Regions from separate parts of the Homo sapiens genome. Here region 1 is linked to region 2. Evidence: chromatin contacts called from ENCODE Hi-C or POLR2A ChIA-PET data. All regions are on one chromosome and are shown on one strand. Each heading gives the region's core, a stretch centred on a gene start or an enhancer-like site at or near the end of the contact. The rest is flanking DNA. Distances are from core to core; before and after follow the strand shown. Region 1 overlaps AFG2A (AAA ATPase AFG2A). Region 2 overlaps AFG2A (AAA ATPase AFG2A).

What was found. Hi-C counts contacts between places; a loop is a spot of excess contacts on that map. ChIA-PET counts read pairs that join two places held with the same protein, here RNA polymerase II (POLR2A). Pooled maps may share reads with other maps.
Region 1: a loop to region 2 is called in a map of endothelial cell of umbilical vein, with 10 times the contacts of the local background. The contact joins two enhancer-like sites. A Hi-C loop is called at or near these places in 2 of 168 maps with a recorded cell type or tissue (endothelial cell of hepatic sinusoid and endothelial cell of umbilical vein) and 1 of 50 pooled maps. POLR2A ChIA-PET finds 5 or more read pairs at or near these places in 3 of 52 experiments (MCF 10A, activated T-cell and activated naive CD8-positive, alpha-beta T cell).

Annotation. Positions count from the first base shown.
Region 1 is chr4:123,014,390-123,019,018 of GRCh38, reverse strand. The region is part of intron 10 of AFG2A (AAA ATPase AFG2A); the gene reads right to left. Among named protein-coding and RNA genes, the nearest start is that of AFG2A, 94 kb to the right of the region's middle. Within about 2 kb of position 1,303, at least 2 of the 41 ENCODE cell types and tissues checked have a DNase peak (open chromatin) inside an H3K27ac peak, as active enhancers do.
Region 2 is chr4:122,965,325-122,970,402 of GRCh38, reverse strand. All of the region lies in intron 9 of AFG2A (AAA ATPase AFG2A), which reads right to left. Among named protein-coding and RNA genes, the nearest start is that of AFG2A, 45 kb to the right of the region's middle. Within about 2 kb of position 1,807, at least 3 of the 41 ENCODE cell types and tissues checked have a DNase peak (open chromatin) inside an H3K27ac peak, as active enhancers do.

The DNA.
Region 1 (4,629 bases), core at 54-2,553, 49 kb before region 2:
GATAAGCCATTAAATTATCTTCATTTTTTTTTGTTCTGATCACTTTAAACTAAAGGCAAACCAATTTTGCATTTTGATTTTAGTACCTGAAAGCCAAAAAAATGATAACTCTTTCTATGGCTATGATAATAATTCACAAATAAATATGAATCAGCTTAAAAAGCCTGGCCAACATGGTGAAACCCCATCTCTACTAAAAATACAAAAAAAAAAAAAAATTAGCTGGGCGTGGTGGTGCATGCCAGTAATCCCAGCTACTCAAGAGGCTGAGGCAGGAGACTCGCTTGAACCTGGGAGGCGGAGGTTGCAGTGAGCCAAGAGCATGCCACTACACTCTAGCCTGGGTGACACAGCGAGACTCTGTCTCAAAAAAAAAAAGCTTATTATTACACAGAAGAGTTCTAAAGCATAGGAAGTCATGGGAAAAGTTAGTCTGTAGAGAAGGATAAACACTACCATGAAATCATAAAATCCTAGAACTAGAAGAGGAATTCAAAAGCTAGCTGTTTCACTATCCTACCTTCAGACAGTATATCATCTTTCAACACCTCTCATCTTTCAACAAATAGTACTTTATGCTTAAAATTGTTTTTAATTCTAGAACCTTCTTTTTAATAACTTACAATATATCATAACTACCGTAAAATTATTCCTACAATATAGTCTAAATTATTTTTACAATATAACCTAAATCATTCCTGATAATATTTGCATCCGATCTTATTTTGCCCTAATGAAAACAGTGAACAGCTGCTCACATATGGCTTTATAACTTTTTGAATTAAAGTCAGAAGTGCAAGAACAGCTGTCAAACAAGCACAGAGCAGTGAGATAAATTTCCCAAGGAACATGTCCCTGACAAACATCCTATAGTTAGTTCTTCCTAGCCAAACACCCCAAAACAAAATAAAACAACAACAACAAAAATTCAAACTGTACACCCATAGAAGCCAAGGAACTTGATGATCAGGTTAAAAATAAATAGAAAAAAAAATACTTTTATGGACAAATTCCAAGGCAGCAAAATAAAAATTAATGAACTGAGCTACAGACATTAGAAAAATTACTATGAGAGAGGAATTCCGTAGCTCCAGGGGCACTGACAATGTTTTTATACATCTATGAGTCAAGATCCTCTTGCTTGCTGGGTGCCAAGTTTTTTACCACCAGGGACAAAAATTCTTTTCAAAGTATTATTTTAGAGAAAATGCCATGACATTTTGTTTTTTCATGCTAACAACTCCCAGTGTAAGGACAAGAAGTCAGGCAGTCACAATTGGGCTGGCACCTGTTCCAAATTCTTTGTGGGGTCATACACTAACTTTTCAACAATGTTCAAAAGACACATATTTTGTTTAGAAATCATAAGTGTACCAAATTACTAAAGATACTGCATATTGCAGGAAAAAAAAGGTTGAGAAAACCAACCTCCAAGGTCAAGAACAATTATAAATTTCCAAATGCTTCTTTAATACAGATAAAGCAAGATTAGGAAGCAGTAACTGTTAAAATGTGTTCTTAGATCTAAATGAAAATAAGTAAAAGCCATTAGCTGTATATAGTGAAAAGCAAAAAAAAAAAAAAAAAAAAAAAAAAAAAAAAAATTTCCCATGCTGTAAAGACACATTCTATGAAGATTTAAAGAAAAAAAAAAAAAAAGAAGTCAAAAGTTCCAGTTTCACTATGGTGCCATAAGGCAACTATAGACTCTCTCCCGTTGATTAAAAAGAAAAATGTCAGCTCTCGCTCTCGCTCTCGCTCTCGCTCTCCCTCTCCCTCTCCCTTTCCCTCTCCCCCCTCTCCCTCTCTCTCTCCCTCTCCCTCTCCCTTTCCCTCTCCCCCCTCTCCCTCTCCCCTTCCCTCTCCCCCCTCTCCCTCTCCCCACGGTCTCCCTCTCCCTCTCTTTCCACAGTCTCCCACTGATGCCGAGCCGAAGCTGGACTGTACTGCTGCCATCTCGGCTCACTGCAGCCTCCCTGCCTGATTCTCCTGCCTCAGCCTGCCGAGGGCCTGCGATTGCAGGCGTGCGCCACCACGCCTGACTGGTTTTCGTATTTTTTTGGTGGAGACGGGGTTTCGCTGTGTTGGCCGGGCTGGTCTCCAGCTCCGAACTGCGAGTGATCCGCCAGCCTCGGCGTCCCGAGGTGCCGGGATTGCAGACGGAGTCTGGTTCACTCAGTGCTCAATGGTGCCCAGGCTGGAGTGCAGTGGCGTGATCTCAGCTCGCTACAACCTCCACCTCCCAGCCGCCTGCCTTGGCCTCCCAAAGTGCCAAGATTGCAGCCTCTGCCCGGCCGCCACCCCGTCTGGGAAGTGAGGAGCGTCTCTGCCTGGCCGCCCATCGTCTGGGACGTGAGGAGCCCCTCTGCCTGGCTACCCAGTCTGGAAAGTGAGGAGCGTCTCTGCCCGGCCGCCATCCCATCTAGGAAGTGAGGAGCACCTCTACCCGGCCGCCATCCCATCTAGGAAGTGAGGAGCGTCTCTGCCCAGCCGCCCATCGTCTAAGATGTGGGGAGCGCCTCTGCCCCGCCACCCCGTCTGGGATGTGAGGAGCACCTCTACCCGGCCGCGACCCCGTCTGGGAGGTGAGGAGCGTCTCTGCCCAGCCGCCCTGTCTGAGAAGTGAGGAGACCCTCCGCCTGGCAACCGCCCCATATGAGAAGTGAGGAGCCCCTCCACCCGGCAGCCACCCCGTCTAGGAAGTGAGGGGCGTCTCTGCCCGGCAGCCACCCCATCCGGGAGGGAGGTGGGGGTCAGCCCCTCTGCCCGGCCAGCCGCCCCGTCCGGGAGGGAGGTGGGGGGATCAGCCCCCTGCCCGGCCAGCCGCCCCGTCCGGGAGGGAGGTGGGGGGGTCAGCCCCTCGCCCGGCCAGCCACCCCGTCTGGGAGGTGAGGGGCGCCTCTGCCCGGCCGCCCCTACTGGGAAGTGAGGAGCCCCTCTGCCCGGCCAGCCGCCCCATCCGGGAAGGAAGTGGGGGGGTCAGCCCCCCGCCCAGCCAGCCGCCCCATCCAGGAGGAAGGTAGGGGGGTCAGCCCCCCGCCCGGCCAGCCGCCCCGTCCGGGAGGTGAGGGGCGCCTCTGCCCGGCCGCCCCTACTGGGAAGTGAGGAGCCCCTCTGCCCGGCCAGCCGCCCCGTCCGGGAGGGAGGTGGGGGGGTCAGCCCCCCGCCCGGCCAGCCGCCCCATCCGGGAGGGAGGTGGGGGGGTCAGCCCCCCACCCGAGCCGCCCGGTCCGGGAGGTGAGGGGCACCTCTGCCCGGCCGCCCCTACTGGGAAGTGAGGAGCCCCTCTGCCCAGCCACCACCCCATCTGGGAGGTGTACCCAACAGCTCATTGATAACGGGCCATGATGACAATGGCGGTTTTGTGGAACAGAAAGGGGAGAAAGGCGGGGAAAGGATTGAGAAATCGGATGGTTGCCATGTCTGTGTAGAAAGAGGTAGACACGGGAGACTTTTCATTTTGTTCTGTACTAAGAAAAATTCTTCTGCCTTGTGATCCTGTTGATCGGTGACCCTACCCCCAACCCTGTGCTCTCTGAAACATGTGCTGTGTCCACTCAGGGTTAAATGGAATAATGGTGGTGCAAGATGTGCTTTGTTAAACAGATGCTTGAAGGCAGCATGCTCGTTAAGAGTCATCACCACTCCCTAATCTCAAGTACCCAGGGACACAAACACTGCGGAAGGCCGCAGGGTCCTCTGCATAGGAAAACCAGAGACCTTTGTTCACTTGTTTATCTGCTGACCCTCCCTCCACTATTGTCCTATGACCCTGCCAAATCCCCCTCTGTGAGAAACACCCAAGAATGATCAATTAAAAAAAAAAAAAAAAGAAAGAAAAATGTCAGACAAAATACAAAAATCACTCGAGGACTCTGAAAACCAATGAAAAGCAGACAGATTGTGCAGACAAGTAAAAATGTGAAGTGCTATGCACAGGGTGAGTGGGAAGGGCTGAGTGTTCAAAGAGGTCTTTGCTTCTCTTTTCTCCCAGCCTTTCCCCTCTTTCTGTTTTATTTCCATTTTCCATAAGCAAGCTTAGGTTGAAAACATCTAACAATTTCACAGATGGGAGTACAGAAAGCTAAAAAACTAGATTAGAAAGAATATAAGAAACTATACACCAAAACTGGGCCACTAATTGCTCTTGATTTGTTGGGATTTGTTGCTCTTTAGTAAATAACATTGAGAACCTCACTAAACATATAATAGCTAAGAGGGCCAGATGTTCATAGATGTCATATTTAATAAGTAAAGACATTAAGATGGGAATTAGTCAAGTTTAAAAAATATAGGTATCTGAAAAAAACATGAAAAATATTATCAACTTAAAGGTAATTTTTTTTCAAACTGTATAGATTTCAATAATCAGTTTAATGGTTATATTAAAATCTTAGCTCAATTTCTAAAATATAATTACATTACAATCACACTTAGCACTGTCCTCAGATCTGGCTATGCATGAAGTCAAACCTTATAAATATAATAAATTATCCAAGTAACTTCCCTTAGATTACAAAAATGTATGTCTTAATTCACCTTAAAAATGGTTAACCATTTACACAATGAGCTTTTAAAAAACTACCTACTTTTGTCAGATGAACAAGTATAAGAAAAAAAACTCATAAA
Region 2 (5,078 bases), core at 558-3,057:
TTATGTGATTTTATCATTGTGCAAACATCAAAGAGTCTACTTATGAAAATCTAGATGGTATGGCCTACTATACAGCAAGGCTACAAACCTGTAAGGCATGTTACTATACTCAGTACCATAGGTAACTATAACACAATGGTAAGTATTTGTGTATCTAAACATAGAAAAAGAAAAGGTACAGTAAAAATATAGTATAAAAGATTAAAAAATGTTATACCTGTGTGGGCACTTACCATGAATGAGGCTTATAGGACTGGAAGTTGCTCTGGGTAAGTCAGTGAGTATGTGCTGAGCAAATGTGAAGGCCCAGGACATTACTATACTCTACTGTAAACACTATCCACTTAGGCTACACCAAATTTAAAAATAATAATACTAATTACACTACTACTTTACAATGGTTATGATGTCACTGGATGATAGGAATTTTTCAGCTCCATTATAATCTTACAGAGCCACTGTAGTATATACCATTCATCCTTGACTAAAACATCGTTATGCAGTCCGTGACTATACTAACATAAAATAATTACAAGTGAAACTTTACAAAATGCCATTCATAAGTGCATTCAAAAAACCAAAGTACCTAAGAATAAATCTAATTAACAGTATGCAAGACTTTTCACATAAAACTACCAAACTACCTGGAGGGAAATTAAGGAAAATCTAAAATAAAATGAAGGAATCTAAGAAGTTCATGGATTACAAGGTATTAACTTCCCAAATCTCTCCAAATTGATTGAAAGACTTAATAATTCCAATCAAAATGCAAGCCAGTTTACTGGGTGGGGAGAAGGAAGAACCCGACACATTGATTTTAAAACTTCTATGGGAATGCAAAGTGCCAACAATAGTCAAGAAAATTTTGATGACCATTTTTTTAAAAAAATATCACTTACCCTCCAGAAATTATGACTTTTTATAAGGCTGAAAGTATTGAAGACATTTCAGTATTGTGGACAAGGATAAAAGACCATTGAGGCAGAGCAGAGAATCTAAAATGAACACAAACCCTTGATTTATGTACAACAAAGGTAACACAGAAGCAAGGCAGAAATTGATGGTCATTTCAATAACTGGTATAACACATCTATATGAAAAAAAGTGAAGCAATTAAAGATAGCAACATGAAAGGAAAAACAATAAAAGCATCAAGAAGGTAAGAGAAAATATACCTAACAGTAGATTTGACCAAGATTTCTTAAGCTAGCTACAAAAATCACCAGCCACGAAGAAAAAGACTGATGAACTGGATCCTTTATATCAATATATATTATAATAAATATATAATTATAAACTTTCTGTTCCTCAAAAAGATACTACAGAGAATAAAAATGTAAGCCACAGAGTAGAAGATATTTAAAATACATATATCTAACAAAGGTCTCACAACTAAGCTATATTAATAACTTCCACAAATCAATATATTTTTAAAAAGTAACCCTACAGAAAAATTGAATAGATACTTGACAGGCACATCACAAAGAAAGACATCTAAATGGTCAATTCAAATATAAAAAGTACTCAGACTCAGTCATCAGGGAACTAAAACCACAATGAAATACTGCTATAAACTCCATGTCAGCACCCACGAGAAGAAACTGGAATTTTCACGCACAACAGGTAGAAAGGTAAATTGGTAAAATCACTACAAAAACGTTTTGGCAGTATTTAGTAACAAGAATCCTATAACCCAATAATTCCACTCTTAGACAAATAATAGACAGAAATGCATACATTTGTGCAGCAAAAGGCATGTGCAAGAATGTTCATGGCATTACTCATAATACTTAAACAATCGAATTCAGCAATAAAAATGAACTCCTGCTATGCAGAATAAAATGATGAAGCTCCCAAACCATAAAACAAGTGAAAGAAGAGAAGGCAAAACAGGCAAAACTGATCTATGGCATTCGAAGCCAGGAGAGTGGTTGCCTTTTGGGTTGAGGTGAGCATGTAGGGCTGGGAAAGGGTCTGAGAGAGGTACCAGGAAGCTAGTAATGCTCTGTATCTTGATCTGAGTGGTGGTTACACAAGTGTGTTCACTTTGGAAAACACATGGATATTTTAGCTTATGCTCTCTTATGTATACATGCAATACATTGAGAAAGAAGTTTATTTTAAAAAAGTATGTAAAAAGTGTGGCGCAAGTAAAAAAAAACTATAAATAAAGCAACAACACAGAGCTGGTTTAAATAACATTGAGGGATGGTAGTTTTAGAAATTATAAACTGCAGTTTAAAATGAAATATCATTGTATCAATATTAGCTCATCAATTATAACAAAGGTACCACACTAACTCAAGACAGTAATAATGGGAGAAGCTGGAAAAAAGGGAAGTTACATGGAAATTATCTGTACTTTCTGCTTTATTCTTCTGTAAACCTAAAACTGCTCTAAAAAAAGTCTATTAATTTAAAAAAATTTTAATAAAATGAAAAAACTCAGTTCTAAGTATCCATATGTACATATACAATGAAGTTTATTCCTTAATATTTTATTACTAAAACAGGAAAATATCTTTATTTAGAGTACTTTCTAATCAGAATAATTAAAAACATGATGATCTAGGAAAATAAATCCATAAAAAAGGTTTTGGGGCTGAATGCAGTGACTCACACCTATAATCCCAGCACTTCAGGAGGCCAAGGTGGGAGGATCACTTGAGGCCACGAGTTTAAGACCAGTCTCGGCAATACTGCAAGACCCTACCTCTTTAAAAAAATAATAAAAACAGTTTTGGGAATTTTCTATACAGAAATCCTGATCAGGCTCAGAATCATTGCAGGACATATTTATAAGCTGACTAGTGTGCAAAATATACTAGAATACAAAATATAGATTATATGATTTAAAGTATTCACAAAGAGTTTTGATTTGCCAGAATATTTTATACAAACGAATATGGTTGGTATGAAAGGCAGGGTGACTAAAGAAGAAAAACAAAACTTGAGGAGAGAGAACAGCATTTTTTACATGCCGTTACTCTGATTTTTTTTTTAAGAGACAAGGTCTTGCTCTATTACCCAGGCTGGAGTGCAGTGGTACAATCATAGCTGACTGCAGCCTCAACTCCTAGACTCAAGCAATCCTCCCACTTCAGCCTCCCAAGTAGCTAGGACTACAGACACACACTACCACCACCGGCTAATTTTATTTCTCTTAGAGACAGAGCCTTGCTACATTGCCCAGGCTGGTCTCAAACTCCTGGCCTCAAATTATTCTCCTGGCCTGGCCTCCCAAAGTGCTAGGATTGCAGGTGTGAGCCACTGCACCGAACTGGTTTTGAAAATATTTTTTAAAAATAGTTCTCAGTAATGGAACCCCTGTTCTTGTATTTCTTGCCAATTCAGTTACAATTCATGTTAAAGGAAAGCAATTAAAGTATTATTATATCATAAAGCCACTGAGAAGATATATTCATTGACCACAGGAGTTACTCTTTCATGGGCACTCTTTTCAATATTAACTCATCTATTCACTCAAAATATTCAACAAGAACCTCCTAGACATAATTACTTCATTAAACAATTGTACTGAGCTCTTACATATGAGGGTACACAAGAAGGCAAATCAATCTCTCACAGCTAACAGTCTAATAGGAGAGATACATCATAACGCGTAGTTATTATAAACTATGCCAAGTACTGTGACATGGAAAGAACAAAGTGGCACAAAAACACGTCAGGAACATCGAACTCAGTTTCAGGAAGGATTAGTTTACCTAATGACTCTCACAGAAATCATTTAGTACATTCCTTTATTTCACAAATGAAAAACTGAAACATATATCTAAGTTCAAGTAATTAGCCCTGAAAAGTGAATCGATGTTAACCTGATAAAATAGGAATTGGGGCCAAAGAGGCAGCCGACTATTCCAAGCAGGGGGAACAGCATATAAATAGAGACAAGAATGAGCATAGCACTTTAGAGATTAGGAGGCCCTATAGAATAATAAAAGATAAAATCCTAAGTCTCCAGAGTTCAGTCTTATACATATGAAAGAACATGTTTAAATAAACCTACATCCAACTCTATTACTTCGTTTGTAGGTATGTGAGGATATAAAGTATGGTGGATTGTTAGAAAGGAGAAAAGAACAATAGGTAAGTTTACTGATTTGCAAAAGCTATAAAAACGTAAGAGATCCTGGAGACCCCTGCCACAGGCCTTCAGATTCTTTCCCACTCTGAAGTATTGATTCTGGACTCTATATAAACGTATCCTATTTTACACAACAAATGCTATTCTTGAAAATAACATGTAAGTTGAAAAACAGAATTTGTATGAATTAAATGTTAAATATATTATCAAGAGCTTACAGAAATTAAAGATCCTTGGAGCTATAATACTAATGCAACCAATCCTCCATGGCTCTAGGTCTGCCATTAACTAGCTCAGGCACAACTTTAAATAAGACTTAGCCCTTTTGGCCATCAGTTACCTCATTTATTAAATGAAAAGATTAAAATGTATTTTGTCTAATTATTCAAATTTAAATAACTTAAAATTCTATGATGCTAAGTTTAAATTATTGGCCATCACCATTTCTAATAAGGCCATACTGGAACCCATAATGAAAGATTAAATTTTTAAAAATACATATATTTTTAGAAACCTGAAGACAATTAACTAGAAGAACAAATGGACACATGTACATCAAGGAATATGGTTGAAAGTAAGCCATCAACATTTCCTCTTCTCACTAACTTTGGAGTTAATTTTTTAAAAATGTAAGCAAATGCAGAAGCAATACTGCTATGTTAAGAAACACAATTTTGAAATAAAAAAGAGGTGTGGCTAATTCAACAAAAAATGTATCATCTTCTTTTCATTATTTTATTTTCCAGTGCTCTTAAAATTTTTAAGACTGGAAAACAAGATACCTTGAAGGGAAGAAAAGGCAAAATGCTTTAGAGAGCCAAATGTCAACACACTGTTTCCAACGTATGACTTGTATATGACTTGCTCCACCTCAAGCTCTACATCAATATTTCAATATAACCAATTCTGGACAAGAGCAATTATTCTAAACCCATGCTCTTCAAAACCATCTGCTCCAGATGCAAACAACAAA